Regions from separate parts of the Mus musculus genome. Here region 2 is linked to region 1. The links are chromatin loops, found by intact Hi-C in ENCODE. Cell type or tissue: left cerebral cortex. All regions are shown on one strand. Links, peaks and the distances in the headings refer to the core of each region. The heading gives the core; the rest is flanking DNA.

What was found. A loop is a pair of places that touch in the nucleus more often than their neighbours do. Peaks named below come from ENCODE experiments on the same cell type or tissue, not always from the same donor. Only the 100,000 strongest peaks of a DNase experiment are listed, where the experiment ranks them.
Region 2: a loop joins it to region 1, with 4 times the contacts of the local background. A loop is called at or near these places in 14 of 42 quality-filtered maps.

Annotation. Positions count from the first base shown.
Region 1 is chr13:93,494,012-93,504,852 of GRCm38, forward strand. Jmy (junction-mediating and regulatory protein) reads right to left here and starts at 5,797. Exons shown (of 11, transcript NM_021310.3): 1 at 4,291-5,797. The coding sequence starts at 5,295. In left cerebral cortex, for the core only: a CTCF peak has its summit at 6,494; DNase peaks (open chromatin) are centred at 3,129, 4,368, 4,546 and 5,749; H3K4me3 peaks cover 4,672 bases; H3K27ac peaks cover 1,964 bases.
Region 2 is chr13:93,600,723-93,611,563 of GRCm38, forward strand. No RefSeq gene overlaps it. Among named protein-coding and RNA genes, the nearest start is that of Gm31977, 7.8 kb to the left of the region's middle. In left cerebral cortex, for the core only: no CTCF peak of the experiment used is centred there; DNase peaks (open chromatin) are centred at 4,184, 4,571, 6,406, 7,193 and 1 more place; H3K27ac peaks cover 1,857 bases.

The sequences.
Region 1 (10,841 bases), core at 1,596-9,595:
GCACATGAGTGAGGCCATGTCAGAATCCCCTATCTCAATTTGTATGACCCTATAGTGTTTCCAGAAGTTGGTACTGTATGTTACAAAATGCTACAAAAGTAAAAAGAACCTTGACCTGGGGGTCAAGGCCCTCTTTTACAGGTGTCCCCTAAAGACCATCAGAAAACACAGGTTATTTACTTACATTACCATTCATTAACAGTAGCAAAATTAAAGCTGAAGTAGCAAAATTAAAGCTGAAGTAGCATTGAAATTAATTTTATGGTTGGGGGTCACCACAACATGAGGAACTGTAAAGAATCACAGCATTGGGAAGGCTGAAGAACCAGGATAATCGTAGCATAGAAAAGTAGAGGCAGGAGCATCAGGAATTCAAGGACAGGCTGGACTAACCAAGACCCTTTTCTAATGATTTTTTTTTTTTTTTTGGTCAAGAAAAGGAAAAAGCAAGTAAGAAAAAGAAACCAAACAAGTAGCAAGTTATGGCAGAAAAAGCACAAGGTTGGCAGGACAAGCCTAGTCTGCAACTGAATGTCACTCTAGCCAAAGCTATGCCCACTTTAAGCCTCAACCTTGGCAGACAGGCCGGGCAGTGGTTGGTGTACACCTTTAATCCCAGCACTCGGGAGGCAGAGGCAGGTGGATTTCTGAGTTCAAGGCCAGCCTGGTCTACAGAGTGAGTTCCAGGACAGCCAGGGCTACACAGAGAAACCCTGTCTCAAAAAAAACAACAACAAAAAAATATATATATAGGCAGACAGTCACTTAGAGTTAAAACTCAATGGTGGAGTACTGCCTAGCATCAAGCTGGCTTCCACCAGGAATATTTAGAGCTCAATTACCTAACTGGTGCTAATAAACACAAGTTACAATCCTCAAAAGATGGAACGACAAACTACAACATCTTGATTACATGAAAGAAAAAAAGCCATACTTATTGGAAGCTACCTTTGTAAAATGCTAGCTAATTACTGATTTCATACAGTCCTAATTTGTAAAGCATCCTTCGGTTACTTCTCTGCTCTCATCCTAGACTGTAATGAGTCCTAATCAAAATCCAGGCTGTTCTGACTCCAAACCCTGCTAAGTCGTACGTACACTGTGCCTCTTTGACAGCACTTTCTGCTCTCAATGGTTTTAACTTGGATGACCTTGAACTTGTGATCCTCCTTCCTGACGCCCACTCTCAAGTGCTGCATCTACAGTGTGGGATACTAGGGAAGGCTACTGTGCTGGAGATTGAGACCAGGGCGTCAGATGTCCGGCAAACACTCAGAAGCCACTCTTCGAGCCCCTAAGCCTTTTTGCTGTGTAAAAGTGTAACAAGTCGAGAGTCGGGATATCCCAGTCAGGAGGCTAAGGGAAGAGGATCATAAATCTGAGGACAGTCTGGGCTGCATCTCGTTTCTGAAAGCATCTTCCTTGAAGAATATACATCTATCAGTTTATAAAAACTGTATTTACCTACTTTACATTAAAAGGACATGCCTTAGTTATGTTGACTGCTCTGAACAAGTGGCAGGGGAATTCAACCCTGTCAAGGCCTTGATATGTTACAATGTTAATCTACACTTTTTTTTTAATGGGAGGGCTAGAACTGTAGCTCAGTGTAGAGGATTTGCCTATGTAAAAGACCTTTTGTTTGAATACCCTAACTGTAGATAAAACCTCTCTTAAGTCACTGATCTAGAACAGAAACAAATATGGAATTTATAGCTAGGAAAAAAATCATACTATGAGGGCAAATAAGATTCAAGGAAATTGAAGAAAGAAAAATATAAACAAGAAATACATTTTAAAAGTATCATTATTGAATCTGATTTACCAGATATAATTTTGTCCAATTCCACAAGCTATGTTGACTGAAAGATAACACAAAACCAAGTAGGAAAAATAAACTCAACAGAACTAATACAAGTGACATATAATTGCTATAAAATAGATTTTACCCTTAAAAAAAAAAGTAGCTACAGTGTGCGTCTATCCTTTCAGTGCTAGTAAGATGTTGTACTCAAGGGAACCCTGGGCTGTTCAAGGCTTACAGAGTCCTGTTTCACCAACCAATGTTACTGCCAAGGGATGGGGTATTGTAGTTCACTGGCAGATCACTTACTTAGCATAGTGCAAACCACCCCACATACCCTGCCGGACACAAAAAAGCAAACCACTAATACAGAGAAGAATGTAGGCAGTAGAACACATTCACAACCTACATAGTTACTTAGAAAGAAAGGTTCTTGATACACTTCCATCCTCATGTTCATGGAAGACACTAATCTCCACACTGAACTCCATCTTCCAGTATAATTCAGGGTAGGTATTATAGACAAACGTGTGTTATCATTGAGAGCTATTCTCAAAATACCATTCAAGTCAACTTCATAAAGAACTGAAAGATTATGTATTTATTGTTAAATTTATAATAAACATTTGTTTCCCAAGACAAAAGACTCTTTAAAAATTGTTTCGGGTTTTTTTTTCCTCTGCTAAACAGAATAAAATAGGTATGTGGTGGCTCCCACCTCTAATACTAGCACTAAAGAGGCTGAGCAGTAGAATCTGGAGTTTGGGGCCAACTTATGCTACCTATTAGTTTCCAAGCCACTCTGGCTACAGAATGAGACCTTAATTTAATTTTTAAATTTCATTTTAAAAAACACCTCAAAGAGAATAAAACATCTAGTTAATACATTTTTAACTAAGAAAATGTGTTTTAGAAAAAAACTAACCCTCAAAACTGAGTCCTAGAAAATTAACTTTTTGGAAGCTCATTTTTAATAAAAGATAACCACCTTTTATTATGTATCAAATAAGGTTAAAGCACACATTTTAAAATTAGAGATAAAGAGTTTCTAGTTTGGAAAACACTAGCTATCATTTCCAGTCTGAGAAAGGAGCACACACACCATTGGTTAATAAAACACTACTTCAAAAAGCTTAAGAGAAATGCAGGGTAATATGAACACTAGAAAGAATGTCTTATTTGTCACCTCTTTCCAAAAAGATTATCAAAGTCTCCAGGAAGTGAGCTAGTAAAGGGAGAAATGAAAACAGGTTCCTGAACTCTAGGAAGCTCCACATGATGCCTACCATCCAGTAACCCAGAGAAGTGTAGTCCTTCAAGACAGCTTGTGACTAGGTGCTTCTGGCTGTCCTGGAACTCCCTATTCACACCAGGCTGGCCTTGAACACACAAAGATCCACATGCCCGAGTGCTGGGATTAAAGATGTGAGCTAGAGTGAAGAGTCTTGATAGAGGAAGTTGTAAATGTATGCATAGTGTATGGTGTAAGTGAGAAATAATAGTCTAGCAAAGTCAAACACCAAATATTCTAGTAAGAAACTAAGAACATTCCAGGTTCCTGGCCTAATATCAGTTAAATATACATACAAATGACAGCAATTCAGGAATAAAAACTCCATGAAACAGAGCTTCTCTCCATCCCAAGTTCAAGCACAAAATACTGTGACATTAAAACAAATTGCTTTGAAAAATTGTATATTGCCCATTAGAAGTCACCTTATTAAATTACACTTTTTAGTACATTTCTACAGAAGAGGCATGACTATAAACACACACTGAAGAGCTCACTACGTATAGCCTTTATTTCCTGTTATTTAAAGACTCAAGAAGTATGTTAAAGTGTTCACACTACATATAAAAGCTCAAAGCATTCCTGCCCTTGACCTACCTTCTCCCTAAAACAGGAGTGAAACTTGAGCCATCTGTAAAGACTTCATAGTCTAAAATCTTACTTATGTCAATTCTCATTTGGTCAAGTCAACACACTTTTTAAAAAATAAATTTAGGGCTGGGTGTAGTTCAGTGGTACACTTTGAGCACCGCAAAACGCTGAAAAGTAAAATTTCATACTTACCTATGTTGCCAGAGCACACAAGGCAAACAAAAGCAGATCAACTTTGATCGGTAAGACAACAATTTTCAGTACATAAACATGACACCCTGAAAGAAGAGCTAATGTCTGGGCAAGCTACTTTAGGGGGAGAGTAACATTCATTTAGTTTAAGATTACAGAATACCTGTTTTTCTAAATGCTTTTATCTCTACCTGTATTTTTAGTAAACTGGGTACTTTTTGGAGGGGTAAAAAAACTCAAAACTTCCCAAAGATCCATCGCTGAGATAAGTAAAGAAAGCCGATCAGGAGCCCTCCTGTTCTTCCTTTTCCCGCGGCTAGAAAAGAAGACACTTCGCAGACCCCAAACCCAGGCTCCAACACTTGGCAGTGAGACGTGAAAACTAGGACCGCTGCTCGGACTCCGCACTCACCTCCTGGATGCGCCTCCTGGCCCGCTGAAGCACCTCTTCATAGCCCTTCTGCCGCAGCTCGCTGAGGCTTTCGTAATACTCCTCCGGATCATCCGTCTCGGTGAAAAGAACCTGAGAAAGGATCTTCCAGCCACACGTGTCCAGGCCGTGGCCCAGGTATACCTGGAGTTGGTAACATAGAGCGTCGATCTCCTGCTCGGTCATCTCGGGGGCGCCCCCAAACAGCACCGTCCACATGCCTGACGGCTCTTCGGGGAACACCGGCAGACACGGCTCCAGCTGGGAGTTTACCGAGCACAGCTGCTGATGCACGGCTCGCAGATCCTGGAAGGAGAAAAGCCCGGCCCAGCTGCATTCTTCGGCCGGAGACTCCAGCTCCGCGGCAGACGGCGGCTGCTCCGAGTCCGGGAGCGGCTGTGGCGCCTCGTCCTCCCTCACCATTTCCAGGACCTCGATCTCCTCGGAGACCGCCCCGGAGGCACTCACCACCCGCACCGACGACACCGGGGGCACCGGGGGCGCCGGCGGGGCTGGCGTGGCACTGGCGGTCGCATCTCGGGATTCGGCGCTTCTGCGGAGCGGGCTGGCCTTAGCCCGCGCGGGGCTACGGAGAGGACTCTCCGGTCCTCTGCCCGCGGGACCCCGAGGAGGATCCCCCTTCAGGCTGCGCGCGCTGCGCGGAGAGCCGCCCTCGGCCCAGGCCTGGCTTTTCCGTGGCCCGGGACTCCGGAGCGCTGCTGTAGCAGAGGCAGCGGCCTCTGACCGACCCCTGGCCGCGGGGCTGCCCGGACCGCGACTCCCATCAGACGCGGGCGTCCCCGCCTGTTCCCGGGAACCGCTCCTCTGTCTCTGGGCCGTCCGGTTGTGACAGGTTATAGCAAACTTGCCTTCGATCTCGTTCCAGGCCACAATGAACACAAACTTGTGCTTCTCGCGCTCGTCGAATACGTGGGGCCGCACCGCCACCCAGTCGGACTCGAGTGTCTCCTCCAGCGCGAACGACATGGTAGCTCCGGTGCCCGGCGAGGGGGGTCGCCCGCCCGGCCGAGTCTCCGCGGTGGCCGCGCCCCCAGCTCACCCTTGCGGGGCGCCTGCAGCCATCTTAGCGCGCCGGCCGCTCACCCACCGGCTCCTTTGTGGTGCGGCTCTCAGAAGAGACAATACGCGGCCCGGAGCAGGTAGTTCACATGGTCACGTGCGGCCGGATCTGTTTACAAGCCGCTCGCTGCCGCAGCGCAGGGCCCTGGGCCGCCGGACCGGCCTGCGCGGAGCCGCGGGGCTGCGTGCTGAGGCGCGCGTCCGCCGCTCGCCCGCCGGGGCCTACCTCCCCGCCGCCCCTCTGCCCCCGGCCAACAGCGCCCAGCCAGCCAGAACCAGAACCAGAAAGCAGACTCCTAAAGCGCTAGTCTCAGCGTCGCCACAATGTTGCCATTCGGCTGTGACGTCTGCGGCTCCACGAGGGACGTAAACACGGGCACGTGCGGCACGCTGCTGACGCGGCGGCGGCAGCAGCGGCAACGGGAGCGGCGGCGCGCGTCCCGCCCGCCCGGCGGCGCCCCGCCCCCCTCCGCGTCCCTCCAGCCGCGCCTGCGCGCCGCCGCGTTCCTGGCCCCAGCCCTGCCCCCTTTTTCCCGGCCCGGAGTCTGTGGCTGCGGGATGACGCTTTTCTGCAAGATGAGAGACTGGTGTGCCCGGCCGCACAGGTTGCTTTGAACCCCCGGCAAGAGGAGCAAAGGCAGAGGGACTCTGAGACTTTGTTCAAGGACCTTGATGTAGCCCTCCTTCACCCTAAGTGAATCTGGATCGCCAACTGTGTTCAGACGCGTCCTAAACAGTCCGGGAACTCTGCCTTGCTTTACAAGGCTAAGCCAAAGGGTTCCATTCTCCCCTGACATCCTTCAGACACAATTTAAGTTAGACATGTATGCAAAACAACTCAGGAGAATACGAAAACAGTAGGAAAATTCAGTCACGTCCTAAAGAGCGTGAACATTTGTCTCAATTTATCCTTCTTTTATTGCTTCGGCTTTCCTCGTTGTGTACTGTTCTGAGAATCTCTTTGGGCAGTCACTGCACTAAAGTTTTGACATTGTATTCAGTTATCAGAGTTCCCAGAAAGCACAAACAAAAAGTTTTTATCAGCCTGGCAAGGCAGTGCATAACTATAATCCCAACACTTGGTGAGTAGAGGCAACCAGATATGGTAATTCAAGGCCAGCAGGGGCTACAAAAGACCTTGTTTCAAAAACCAGCCAGAAAAATCCAATTATTCATACTAAATTGTGTTGAAACATTCCTAATATTGTCTAGTAGGTTTATAATCCACTTTATATTATTGGCGTCATCTTTCCTGTCAGTGTCTAAGGCATCAAGCAGGCACTAATGTATAATAGGAATTAGTTCTTTTACTTTAAGCCACATTTCTAAAACGTGTGAAAATCATCTGAGTCACCCTCACGTTGTCAGCTACACACAGTTTTGTATTGGCCTGACATCTAAATTGATAGTCAAAAGTTTTAGACCTATCTCTTGGCTGAACTTTTTTTTTTGTTTTGGTTTTGGTTTTTTGGAGACAGGGTTTCTCTGTGTAGCCCTGGCTGTCCTGGAACTCACTTTGTAGACCAGGCTGGCCTCGGACTAAGATATCTGCCTGTCTCTGCCTCCCAAGTGCTGGGATTAAAGGCGTGTGCCACCACCGCCTTGCTGAACATTTTAAACTTTAAACATCTGCTTTGAAACCCATGCCTACTCTTGGACCAAACACACACACACACACACACACAGCAAGATTCAGAAAAAGATAAAAATGACTTCAACCTTTTGGAATTCTTATAATGAGCTGCATATTTTCAAAGCTTGTACATATGTGTCAGCTCTTCCGTGCAAATCAAAAGCACCTTTGAAAACGCTGGGAGAGACCCAAGTATGGTGGCCCACTCCTTTATTCCACAACTCAGTAGGGAGAGACAGTCAGATCTCTGGGAGTTCATAGCCAGCTGGTCTACAGGGAGAGGGAGAGGGAAGAGGGAGGGAAGGGGAAGAGGAGGAAGAGGGGAAGGGAGAGGAGGGAAGGAGAGGGAGAGGAGGGGGAGGGGAGGAGAGGAGAGGGGTCTGGGGTGTTACTCAGTGCTTGGGGTACTTACAAAGCACTCATGAAATCCTGAGTTCAATTTCCAGCAACACAAAAATAAATAAAATGCTAAAGGAAAGAAACCCACTGCAAATTGGAGTCTTCAGCAAGTAACGTTACAGAAAAATTGTCCTTTTGATAAAAAGATAACTGCTTAGTTTTTTTGTTTTTTTGTTTTTTTGTTTTTTTTTTGTGATAGAGTTTGAAATCACCAGCTCTCTTTATTCAATACATTTATAAATCTGCAGAATGCAGGCTAAATATGCCTAAAAGAAATCAATGCCAGGCTTGGTAGCTATACCTCAATTCTACCATCTGGGAGTCTGGGGTAGGATTGCCTCCTGTAGTCAGCCTGAGCCACAAGGTTAGTCTACCTCACACAAAACAGAGCAACATTTGATGTACATGGATTAACTGTCATACCTATCTACTGCTATAAAATTGTGACTTATCACAAACCACGGAGGGGAAACGGGTTCATGTTTACACAGGTGTTAAGTATTTTCCCCTAACATACTTGCCACTGTGCTTTTTCAAATGGGAAGTCTCGCTGTTTCAAGTTTCCCCTATCTTAGTCATTGTTAGCCGACAAATGAAAAGAAACAAGCCAAATTCCCATGACATGTTACTGTAGTGCTCTAGCATTCTCTATTTAGGTCCATATCTGATTGTTGGGTGTGTAAGTTACTCCCTGGGAAGAGGTAAAGCGACAAGAAAAGCACGAACACACCATGGCAACTTTGAAAAGGCTTAGAAACTATCGAGGATTGTTTGGTAATCTGGGAACTATTTTAACACTTTGGGCCTTTTAACAGAAACTCTAGTCGTCTGTGATGTTCAAGAAGCCTACCATTCCCTATACAATGTATCCCCACAATGCCATGCAAGGTAGGTATGAAGGGAATGAGTAACTTTAGCTTTGTATGTGAGGGAACAGGAACCCTGGACACTTACAATCAGCCTCAAGGGGAGGAAAGTGAATGACAAGTTCAGGGAGCAGGTGCTAAATTCACTGACAGCCACACTAGATTTTCCCAGAAACAGACTCTGGAAAGAAACTGGGAGACTTCAAGGCCTGGCAGAGCTAGGGGAAAGTGAGATATGAAAAAGAAAAGAGATCTCAGTAGGATTTGGTGCCTTGCATAGTGAAGCATGTTGAACTACAGGACAAAGTATGACTCTCAGGGGTCCATCTCTGATGGACATAGTGAAGCCTTGCTTGGTCATTGGAGGCCCACCCTGAGGAAAGCATGACATGAAACTTGAAATTGGCTCAAGAAGACCGTAACTACTGAGTACTGTCAGTTGATCAAGTCTTACAGCTGGGGTCGACCCTTGTTTTTGTTGCTTAGTTAATTTTGAGTCTTGTTCAAAGAGTCTTACTTCTTAGCTGAGCCTGGTCTTAAACTTGCCCACCTCCTATCTCAGCCTTCCTGAGATGATGGACGTAAACCACCATATCTTCCTCTGGTAGCTGTGAGGAAGTGAGTCTTTCATTTATCTATTTATGTATGTGCTTATTTATTTTGAGGCAAGATCTCTCTATATCACCCTGGCCAGCCTGGCCTGGCCATGTAGACTAGGTTATCCTCTCACTCACGGAACTCCGCCTCCGCCTCCGCCTCCGCCTCCGCCTCCGCCTCCGCCTCCGCCTCCGCCTCCCAAGTGCTGGGCTAAGAAGCATGTGCCAATCTTGAAGGAGGACTTGATTTGAACATCTTCATATCTACCACAGCACAGCCCTGTGTGTCACATGACTGTTTCATAAACACATCTGGGGAGCTGCTCTCCCCAAATACTAAGCCTCATGTTTTGAACAGAAATTTTTATAAAGGAGGTTAGGGCAAGCTACAACCTCTATGACTCCAATTGCTTTCATGGACATACCTAACTTATTATCTTCTCCGTTCTGCATTCTAAAGTCCTCTGCTCTCCCTGCTAGCATCAGGTGCTCACCTGGTTACAAGGTCCAAAATCCTCATTCTTGAGAGGTCTGAATCCTGATAATTTTGCTCATATATCATTACTATCATTACATCACCATACATGTTATAATTAGGCACGGTGGCATAAACCTGTAACCTTAGCACTTGGCAGGATGATCAGAATGATTCAGGTTGGCTTCAACTACATTGTAAATGTAACTTTTATTCACCTGACGGTTTTGTCATCTCGGAGGCTTACTGCCTCTGTCTGCTAACCTAGGCCTTGTCCTGGAAGCTTCTAGCCTCCATACAATCTTATCTAGGCCTAGAGTGTGTTCAGCCTCTGAGACTTACTGCTGAATAATACACCCTTTCTAGGTATTTCTGGCTGGCTGGTCAACTCAGCAGTTCTAATTCAAAGCTCCTCTCCACACTGACAGATTCAAACTGGCTTCTTCCAGCTTCTGACTGAATTGCTCTGTTTGGTCTCATGCTAACTTTGACAATCTGTTCTAATCTTCTGTCTTCACCTGTGTCTAGCTTGTTCTCTCCCTGCACCCTGTCTCTATACAACTGTCCCAGTAGCTCTGCCCTCTCTCCTTTTTTCTCTGCACTGCTCTGTCTTAAGTAGCCTCTCTTTTCTCTCTGTTTTTGTGAGAGTTGGGCATAGCCTACTCTGTCAAATCTTCCTTTGATTCACCCCTTTGTCTGCCTCTCAATTAGACATCACTTTCAAACAATGGTGCTTACTTCCACAAACTAAATTAACTTTCATTGTTTGGGATTAAAGGTGTGAACTAGTATGTGTCTGTATTCCAGCCAGAGGGATTAAAGGTGTGTACTAAGGGCGTGTCTATATTTCAGCTAAAGAAGCCATAGTACTGGTTTAAAATACCTCTATAGTACATAGTGAATTTGAGGCTGATCTAAGCTACGGTCTCACAAAACAAAACAAAACGAAAGAAGAAAGCCTACTAGGGCAAACACCCCAGCGCATCACTCCAGTCCACGTGTGCTTCTTCTTCCTGCAAACCCGTGCTCAGGGCTAAGGAGCTCTTCTTATGACACACTGATTCTTTATCTTGTCCTAGCTGACAGAACCCAAAATGTCCAGTGGAAGATGTTGCCTTAAAGTCCAAAGTCCTTTGCTATGTCCCAGGCAAAAATAAATCCCAAGACCCCTAACCCTGAAGAATCCAGAACTGCGGTGAAGTCCTGCGAGTCTCCAAGAGTGTATGGAATGAGGCCATTCTTCATCTCTTGGTTCTCAGACTCATGTATTCTTCCTACTGGGAACATATGCCTTATAAATGTCTATAATTCATTGTTTATACTAGTATTTTTCAACCTCCCTAAAGCTGGGACCCTTTAATACAGCTCCTCATGTTGCGTTGACCCCCAATCATATTTTCATTGCCACTTCATAACTGTAATTTTACAACCATGGATCATAATGTAAATATCTGTGGTTTTCCTATTGTCTTAGGCAACCCTTG
Region 2 (10,841 bases), core at 1,030-9,029, 110 kb after region 1:
GTCACCACATTCAAGTTAACAACTGGGAAGGGTTTTGTAGATCCTTCCATCTCAAGTAGTTCCACCCCAGAACCCCAGATGTTTTGTAGGTATGGAAGCTCATATAATTTGAGGAAAAGAATACAAAATTGAACATCTAAAAAGTCATACAAGCCGGGCATGGTGGCGCACGCCTTTAATCCCAGCACTCGGGAGGCAGAGGCAGGCAGATTTCTGAGTTCAAGGCCAGCCTCGTCTACACAGTGAGTTCCAGGACAGCCAGGGCTACACAGAGAAACCCTGTCTCGAAAAACAAAACAAAACAAAAGTCATACAAAAGCAAATACCAGTTAGAAAAGGAAATCGCAGCAAAGCTAAAAACTTGTTAAATAGCCCAGCCAGAAGAACAATACATATTTTTATTGATTACCTGAAAAATACATTTTTGTTCACCATATGATTCTGGTATACTCTCATTCATTACCTCCTCATACACAATAATTGTGTGACATTTTCAATGTAAGAAATAAGAAACAACTTTTATGTTTCATTATTCATTGTTAGTAATTTCATGAACATTTTAGGATTGTTAATATTTATTATATATTAAATATAGATTCAATATTTATTATTTATTAAATAGATATTTAATAGCTTTAATTTTGGGGGTATTTTTAAGTGTTTGGGCTTTGGGGTATGTGATGGAGTATATATGCAGCATATGCCCTGTGTGCATGTTATATGTGGTGTGGTGTTGTAGTAAATCTTTAACCTCAATAAGCCCGTGCAAACACACACACAACTCGGTTATAATATTTATAGGCTGTACGCCTAGATCGGACAGATCTACCACTACACTAATCTATTCCCCAGCTATGAGATCCCTTGCTACTTGTGGCGTCTCCTTCCAAGTGTTACTTCCAAAACTGTGCAGTGACATGTCACTAAGACTTAGTGGTGCTCCGCCAGCTTGAACACCCTGCTCTAGTAGTTGGCCACACCACTTTGGCTCGAGGAGAGTCACATGTGCGCACTCGCCCAGGAGCTATCTGGGTTTGCGAAGGGAACACACACACACACACACACACACACACAAGTTCATTTTAAAATGCCTCGACTAGCTCAAAGGCTGGGCAGTTCTAATCCTCCCCGTAGCTAGCACACATTTCCTTCCTGTAATTCTGGTTTAACGCCCTCTAATTCTGTATTTTATCTTTGTTGCCCTGGCTCCTTCTGGGCCGCTCCCTAGTCTTTGCTGTCCAAGACGCTTCTGGGCAGCCCTTCTGGGGACCGCATTCCTTCTTAAAGACGTTTTGGATGCGTTTCCTTCTGCAGCTCTAAATCTGATCCATCTCCCTCCGAATCATGGCGATTTTGTTTCTCCTCTTTTCCAGTTCCTAGCCAGTGCAAATCTAAAGATTCCCCCCCCCCCCCCCACACACACACGCCCAAGTCTCCGTCTGCCCAGTCATTGGCTGTTTGGCAATTCTTTATTACCAATCAGAGCCAGCTGCGGGGCATGCTTCCTTTTGCCACACACAGGTTTTTTGGATAATACAATTAGCAAGAGAACACCAGCCGCTACCTGAGACTGTTGACAAGTCAGGAGAACCACCAGACTTGAAAGGTCACTCAATCACTCATTAAAGTTGCTCATCTCCGCAGCGCCAGTGTCAGTAGTTTACTGTGTGTGGGGTCCAGAAGGGTTTTACATCTCTGGACAAGCTGGGTTTTACATCAAATACATAGGCTTGGGAGGGCTGCACAGTGTCCCCTTAGGGTGTTGTTTTAATGGCAAAGAGTCATTATTAGAGGAAAGGTGGGCAAGAGGACCCAGGGATGAGTTTCCTGGAAGATGAATGGTGGAGAGAACTCTGAAATGGAAACTGAACAACCACTTGGGTCTCCCAGAGGACTGTCCCAGCCCCGGTGGGAAAATCACACATTTTGAATCAGGTACAGAGCTGTGTGCTTCGGTGGTCACACCATGAGTTATGGAAGACGTGGATGGGACCTAAGTGTGCGGGCCACACTTCTCTAACCTTCGTGTGTGTGTGTGTGTGTGTGTGTGTGTGTGTGTGTAATGAAATACTTAAGTATGATTAGTTTTCAGAGCTCCAACAGCATCAGTCAAGACCAAACTTTGAATGACCCAGTGAAGAGAAGGAGTGTTGAGTGAGCTCTGTAATGATCTGACACGCACTTTTAAATTAGACAGCTTAGTGTGGGCAACCTACTTATCCTGGAGGTCCAGGGACTGCAGCTGGATGGCCAACGTGATATTTGCAGGCAATTGCTAAGAGTAAGATTCCTCAAAACCACATTCAGCACGTAAGCATCACACTTTTATGGAATTAAACGGAAACGAAACTATTTGGCGGCTTGATGATTCATTTCCCATTCAGCAAATATTTTCGGTGTCTTCAATGATTTAATTTGATATTTTCAATTTATACCATTCATTTTAATTATTAAGTTTAGCAAATATTTTCAGTTGTCAATTTAGCTAAATGTTTTATTTAGCAAATATTTATTGAGACTAGTATGTGCCAAGAATGTATTGGCAGCCGGAGATCTTGAAATGAATTCTAAACTAATCAGCTCATTGCAGGAAGGTGTGTGTAAAATCAGGAAAGATTAGCAAACACTTGGCCACTTTTAGTTAGACTCGGGGTGTATTCTTCTCGGGGTGTAGACACGGTAGGCTTTAGGCAAGTCTCAATTTCTTCTCCTGGAAAACAACAATGTTTGGTTGCTCATATTCTTGCTTCAGGACTCTAAGAGACAGCCACGCAACAAGCACCCAAGCAATGATGTTATTATTATCATAAATGTTTTTCTTCTTCCACCCAGGCACCTGCAACAATGCCAGCATAGAGAAGCAGACACTCAATAAATGCTATTGAATCAGCAAACAAATTGGCAAACAAGATAAAGCAACACCCATCTTAATGATCCATCCCATTTGTGGATAAAAGTCAGGACATGGCTGGCAGGTTCTTCTCATATAGCTCCAATTACAGCGGGTAATGTGTTATATTGCCACATATCTTTAACATGGTTCTTTCTCTTACTGTTTAGAGGAGTCATACATCTTCCTGTCAGACAGCTTTTCGTCTATTCAAACATTTTTACCATCTCTTTTATTAGCAGAGTCTTTGGTGTGTGAATTTGTAGGCTCTTTATAAATTATACAAAATAGTTCCAGGAAATCTGAAGGTTTCCTAGAAACATAATGATCTAGTAGGAAAAGCCTTTCACATCTTTGAAGATTCCCAAGAGGACGTGGGAAACTATGACTTTAGAGTCCTGTTGAGATCAAAGTCATTAGGACCTCAGAACACACATCATGGCCAGGTCATTTTCTTATACCATCGGGGGTTATGGGATGGGCTGAAAGGTCACTTCTTCAACTTTCCGCGGTGCGTGGCTCAAGTCTCAGGCCTCTTCCTTGGGATCTCTTTGTGTTTGCTCCCCTCTCGCCAGCCCCTTCTGCCTCTGACCACATCTGCCAAGGACAATATCTATGGATTGGTAAAGGGAACATGGAAGAGAAGATCCTGTTTGCATGTGTAGCCTGAACTGCCGATGCATTCTTTTTCTGTATAATTTTGCTTTTAGAGACCGGGTTTCTAAATGTAGCCCAGGCTGGTCTCACTTTCCTGATCCGACTGCCTCTATCTCTCCTCTGCTACTATTGCAGGTGAGCACCACTGCCCTTGGTCTAATGTGCTCTTCATACTGACTTACATCCTGTTCTTCACTCTTAAGCACTAAGTTGAGCCTGTGGGTTATTACAACTTGAAAGCTTAATGAAGCCTGAAAGGCTCTTATCAATGAACCACTCTGCCTGCTTGCTTGAACAGTCTTGAGTCGCTTGAGGAAATGTGTACTTGAGTTTCCTTCAAAGTAAACACCACTGTCTGTCTTATATTTGCTCCCTGGTGGGAGACGCACGGAAGCCGTTCTCTGGGTTTAACTAGCCCTGTAGCTGATGTTGCTATTGGATGGTTTTTTTTTTTTTTTGTTGTTGTTGTTGTTGTTGTTGTTTTATCCTGTTTAAAAACTCAGGCCCAGATACTGAATTGCACACACAGTCAAAGTGAAGAATTGGGAATTTGTTTTGTTCTTTTCCTGGCTGTTTTTCATTCTCTGCACGCCCACTCCTGCCCACAGATTCAAGGCTCCTGTCTCTCACCAACACATATTTCTGCCTACAATGTACTCGCTGGCTAATTTACACAGCTCTGATTCATCCCGACAGTCATATGCTTCCGACAGGTGGATACCCCTGGGCAGTCACCTGGAGACATTGTTCTGTAATAGCACTTATGTTTCACAGTAGTGTGATGTGTCACCCTTGTTTTCCAGGCAGAAGATGTGTCAGAATTCCAGCTGTTTGTCTATACCTTAAAGATATTTGTCGTCCTTCTCCCATTCCAGTGGGCTTGGGATTTTGTTTCTTTGTTTGTTTTTTGATAGCATTTTTTCCCTCATGTTTCTAACATTCTGCACATTCTTTCAGATATTGTGCTGTCCCTATGTTGTTCTTCTTTTCTCATCTACCTTGTAAACAGTAATTCGTTGCTCTGGTAACGTACTAGCCCAAGATGACTCCTGTGGAGCCCTGCAGGTTGCAGACAAAAAAATGTGGAAGATGCAGCAGCTGTTCAGACGAAGTGGATGAACTTGGCCTGACACCTAGTCAGGAGGGCTGACCTGCTACACTCTGTGTGCCACCTGGGCTGGCACACAGTAGGGAGGGCTGACCTGCTACACTCTGTGTATCACCTGGGATGGCACACATTAGGGAGGGTGGCCCTGCTACATTCTCCCTGTGTGTCACCTGGCCTGGCACACAGTAGGGAGGGTGGCCCTGCTACACTCTCTCTGTGTGTCACCTGGTCTGGCACACAGTAGGGAGGGTGGCCCTGCTACACTCTCTCTGTGTGTCACCTGGTCTGGCACACAGTAGGGAGGGTGGCCCTGCTACATTCTCCCTGTGTGTCACCTGGCCTGGCACACAGTAGGGAGGGTGGCCCTGCTACACTCTCCCTGTGTGTCACCTGGCCTGGCACACAGTAGGGAGGGTGGCCCTGCCACATTCTCTGTATCTTACTCTTCTACTTCTCCCTCCCTACTGCAGTGTTCCTTGGCTCCTCAGAAACTCAGGGCTCTTTACAGTTTCCTGTCTTCCATGAGGAAGAGCAGCAGTAAATAACCTTTGGCTTGTCGGAGGCACTCACTGCATCAGTTTTCAGCCTGCCTCCCTCAGTCTCGACCGGTCAGTCTGCCATTCTTCTGTTGTGTGTCCACTCAGCTCCAGTCAGTGGGCTGAACTAGGAGTAGATGGCTGATCCCACCTGCCAATCAGATTCATTCAGTGCCTGTTGGATCCACAGCTCTTGCCCTTCCTTCAACACTTAGTAGGTTGGTATATTGCCCTCACTTCCTGGTAATCTTTAGACTCCACCACACAGCCCCTCAGGCAAGACCTGCCCTTCATGGAAAGTGGGCATATTTGAGCAGGGCTCTATTCCTTTCCTGTAGGTGTACCGTGGGTTCCAATGGAGGCCTTTCAAGAACACACGGCAGAGAAGAGAGGAGGGAATGAAGGTGCAGCCAGGAAAGTGTTCAGTGATGAACCCCACCCCCTGGGGGGTATAGTGGGTACAGGATACTGAGGGTCTGTCCACTTCTTCTGCAAGCACGGGGGTCGAGGACCTCCATCCTGAGTCAGGGCAGCTCCCCAGGTTTCTAACATTTAGTTAAGATGCCAGATCAAAGCCCTAGCCAAAGAAAAGGAATGGAGTGAGATAGAACTGAAGGACTGAAAAAGTCTAAGGGCAAAGCACGGGCCCCAGACACCACAGAGCAGTGGTTCTCAACCTTCCTAATGCTGGGACCCTTGAACACAGTTCCTCATGTTGTGGTGCCCCTCAGTCATAAAATCATTTCACTGCTACTTCATAGCTGTAGTTTTGCTACTGTAATGAATCTTAGTGGAAATATCTGATATGCAGGATATCTGATACCTGATCACTGTGAAAGGATCATTTGACCTTCTCAAAGGGGTCGTGACCCACAGGTTGAGAACCACTGCCACAGAGGCTCTGATACCTCCGAGCCCGGGCTGTTGGAGTGGAAAGCAATCCTGGTTTAAGCATAGCTTGGCCGGAAGGGACTGATGGAGGAAACTGGCAGGGAAGGAGGGTGCGAGCTGGGTCACCTTGGATGACTCTGATTTTCTAGGATGATGACCTTCGTCCGGAGGAGGCAGTCAGGCTTCACTGACTGCAGGAGGAATTGGAGGGGCGGGGCCTGGGAAAGAGCAGGAAAGAACACGGACATGCCATGCGGACTGTGGGTGGCTGCAGGCACAAGCCTCAAAGGAGAAGGGTGGGAAGAGGGAGGACTGGGTACAGCAGTTGGAGGAACAGTAAGGAATCTTTTCTGTTGTGGGCAGTTTGCAAGAAAGTGGAAAACCCGAGCGGTCTGCTGTGAAATGGAACTGAAACAGAAGGCCGGCCCAAGCAAGAGAAATAGGCTTCAGCATTGTTGAGGGTTTGGCCTCTGAGCAAATTTCTTTGTAATTGTTTTACAGAGTGGAGTGGGTAGGTTATTTGGGATCCAGGACTTGGCCTGTGCTGTGCTGGGACCACATTCTGGCAGAATTCCAGCTCATTTGGTTGCGCTCTCACTTGAGTTGAGAGAAATGATTGGACTGATCCGGAGTGGGTCCTATCCAGTGCTCTTTAGACTTTAGACTTATCTGTTTCATGCATTTAGATTTCTTACTGGGCCCCAAGACTTTCAACTTATTTTTTATTATGACACATTTATAATTACGAAAGTTGACATTATGATTTATTATATCACATTGTATCATCTACAACTGAAGGCTTTTGAAGTTGAGACTTCCAGGCAGGTAATGAGTAGCCAACAGGCACACGTGCATGTACACGCACATGCACACACATGCTTTCCTCTGATGTAAAATGCTGGCTCTCATCTCCACACTGATAGGCTTCCACTTGCTATGTCTCTGTAGAAGCATCATTATTTCCCAAATAATCCTCCAAATGGTACTGTTGAACCCCTCATATGTGCCTGGACTTCTTGAATGTGCAGGAGCTACATATAGCAGGCTGTGGTTGAAATGTGGAATGTCTGGCTGAAGCAGGCTCACGCTTTTGAACATGTGCTTCCCCGTGATGCTTAGAGACACCCAGCCTACACAGCAGCAGTGGCTTCTGGGCATGGGCCTTCAATGTGGGTGTCTTAGTTAGGGTTTTACTGCTGTGAACAGACACCATGACCAAGGCAAGTCTTATAAATGACAACATTTAATTTGGGCGGGCTTATAGGTTCAGAGGATCAGTCCATTATCATCAAGGTGAGAGCACTGCAGTGTCCAGGCAGGCATGGTGCAGGAGATACTAAGAATTCTACATCTTTATCGGAAGGAAGCCAGAAACAGACTGGGCATCCTCAGGCAGCTAGGAGGAGGGTCTCCAAACCCATTCCCACAGTGATACACTTCCTCCAACAAGGCCACACCTTCTAATAGTGCCACCCCCTGGGCCAAGCATATGCAAACCATCACAGTTATTTCTGGTACCTATCTAACACTTTTCTTCCTGATTCACCAGGTGTGAGAGCCTCTGCCACACTCTCTGCCATGCCTTCTGTGCCTTCACTCCCATAACTGTAACCACGAGCCCAAATAAATGTCCCCTCCCTCTGTCTAGTCTTTGGTCACAGTGACCTATGAGCGGGGCAATGTCCTTGTCCTCACAGGGCTTAAGGCATAGGCCCCAGGAGATACTGCAGGAAAGAAGCAGGCCTTGTGAACACTCTCCAGGATGAGAGCAAGGCTGTTTGGCCAAGTGACGTGAAGGTGGGCACTGAAGTGGGTGGATCACTTTGAGCACTGAAAAGGGACTTCTAGAAAGAGTTTCATCTGGCAGGAATGGCAGGAAGCCAGCACCTTATTGAAATCTGCAGAGCATCACATGCCTGCCTGAGGAGCAAAACAGCTCAGAGAGCTTTAGTGAATAAAGAGCACTGCCCTGTGGGGTCTGATGATGTGGCTGAGAAGGTTTAGAATAGTTGAGAATTGAGAATAGTCTAGAATGGGTCTTTATTATTGGCTTTCTGCCAGCAGTGTTCATGGAAGTCCATCACGGCAGGCCTACCTGCTCCTAATGAGGAAGAAGAGTAGAGAGGCCTCTTTGTCTTTGTTGGCAAATATTTTACATTTGCATCTCCCACGGCAAGAAAAGGTAGCACCACTAATATTACCCACAATGCCAAGGGCCTTTGGGAACACTTTGATCTTGCTTTTGTAGCACTCCAAAACCGTCTGCTTAATGTTGGTCGTGTTATGACTCTCGCGTGATATCATCATTGGTGAACCATTGATGGGACAAGGGCAGATCTTACCAAGAACCCTGGAACCTGTCAGTAATTCATTTACACAGGAAAGTTCTGTCAGGTTTATCACTTGGAATTTCTTTTTAAAATTATTTATGTGTGTGCACATGTGTGTTTTCATGTGTGTTTGCTTACACATACATGTATGCTACATGTGTGCGGGGTGTCTGCAGAAGCCAGAGGATGGTGTTGGATCCCCAGGAGCAGGAGTTACAGACAATTGTGAACTGCTTCACGTGGGTGCTGGAAAAGGAACCCTGATCCTCTGGACGAACAACAAGTTCTCTTAACCACTGAGCCACCTCTCCAGCCCCTATCATTTGGAATTTTATAGTCTAAGTGTGGAAGAACACATTTTAAAAACTTGTCTTTAATTCTTTAGGTATTGGCAGGAAAATGTGACCTCCTTGGATTTTTTGGCTGCACTCTTAGCTGCATGAGACTAGAGGAGAGGTCTCACACACACGAGGGATGTCTCTTTGTCATCTCATATGACTTCAGGCCAGCCTAGAGAGCACAATGGCATGGCCTCCATGAGGCCAGGGACACTGACTGTAGTAGCCTGTTGACCCTGTAGGCTCAGAGGAGAAGGCCTGACAGGGCAATGGACCCTGTGAGGGGTGATTGAACCACTGTGAGCAGCACTGTACGCTGGAGCAGCGATGCAGTCTCCATAATGCCATTCAAGGCCAGGGCCAGCAGAGGAACTTCTGTGGCCCGGAACCTTGACCTTGTCCTGTGTCTGACATGAAAACGTTCCAAGCTAGAGTCCCACACTAGGTAACCCATTCTCACTGGACCTGGTGACAGGAACACCTGCTGGCTAATGGCAATCATCTAGTCCCTGAGGTCCTTCCCCTCCTGGCACCCAGGGCTTCTCAGGGTAGGATGCAGGTGAAGGATAAGAAAATCAAATGCAGAAGGGGAGAAACCAGGACTGGTCCTGTGTCATCGGATTCAGGGTCCGGATGCCTCTCCCAGGGGGCACAGTTGGCAGTGGCCATTCCTAGCCTAGAGGAGGAGAGAGTTTTGACGAAGGTACCACAGGCCACCAGAAGCCATGTAGGAACTGGTCCAGGTTGGAACCACTGTCTGAGTAACCCTGAGAAGGGACATGGGGCCCAGGCAGCCATGCTGGTGTGGGCCACCAGGCTGTACTGATCTGTGCCTATGTTCTTGGGATCAGTCCAGCCTGGAGACTCTGGGAATCATCACACTGCTGAAAATAGCTCCATGAGATGGAATAATTCTGAGATTTCTCATTCCCAAACTTTCCTCTTCTTCCTAAAATGTGAGAAGCCAGCTCTGTCTCTTCCTAGGAGGACACAGAACTCTAGAGCAGGGATTATCCTCATAACGGTTTCTAGAACTACTATTGCTTATGTAAACTTACAAAAACCTCCCAGTCCTGGAGACAGACAGCTATGCTGTGAAAAGCCACAGACCCAACCCCCTTAAGAAACAGTACTTGGTTTGTACGTGTAATGGTTTCAGGGTTCTGTACCAGGCAACACTATGCTCTTATGGTGTCCCTGCCCCCCACCCCCACCCCCAATATCATTATTTTAGTCTGATGTCTGTTTAGCCAGGGGAATAATTAATTAACAATTAAATCTGCTGGAAACACACTGCCAACAGCACTCCGTAAATACTGACAATGACTGAGGCTGCTCTTTACTGGTATCATCAAATTGGTAAGAAAGTGGTGACATCCCACAGTCAGGTGTCTGAGGCTCTGTAACCTCACAGAGAAGGAAGTGACATTCAGAGAGCCAGAGGGGAGGGTGACCTATTGGACCTCTCACAAGACAGGAGAAGTCCTGGCTCTCAAGGCTCCTTTTTTTTTTTTTTTTTTTTTTCTACTTTGTTGCCCTGGTGTTTTTGAGAAATGGCCGAGACCCACACAAGCCGGTTCAGAAGTTTGTGATGTCAACTACTCCAAAGAACAGTAAAATCTCATTAAGTCCAAATAATTGGAAGAACAACATCTAGGCTGAGCTGGAGAAAGGTTTGAGCTATTTTTAAAAAAGATTCCCAGCGTCTTCCTCTCAAGGCCGTGTAGTAAATTAAAACAAATAAGTACAGAATGAGGCCGAGGAGGTCTAACCAAATTGGCTCAGAAAACAATATTTATGCACTCTATAAACAGCACATTAATAGTTTCGTGTAACTGGTGATTGCTAAAGATATTTTACGGATTTGGGGAGGTTTGTTGTTGTTGTTGTTGTTGTTAAAAATAAGCTAACTCTTTCCTTTGAAAGCTTATTTTTGCAGAGTTGGTGGTGCACACCTTTAAGCCCAGCGCTTGGGAGGCAGGCTGAGGCAGGTGAGTTCAAGGATAGCCTGGTCTACAAAGTGAGTTCAAGGACAGCTAAGGAAACCCTGCCTCAAAGCAAGCAAACAAACAAACAAACAAACAAGAAAGT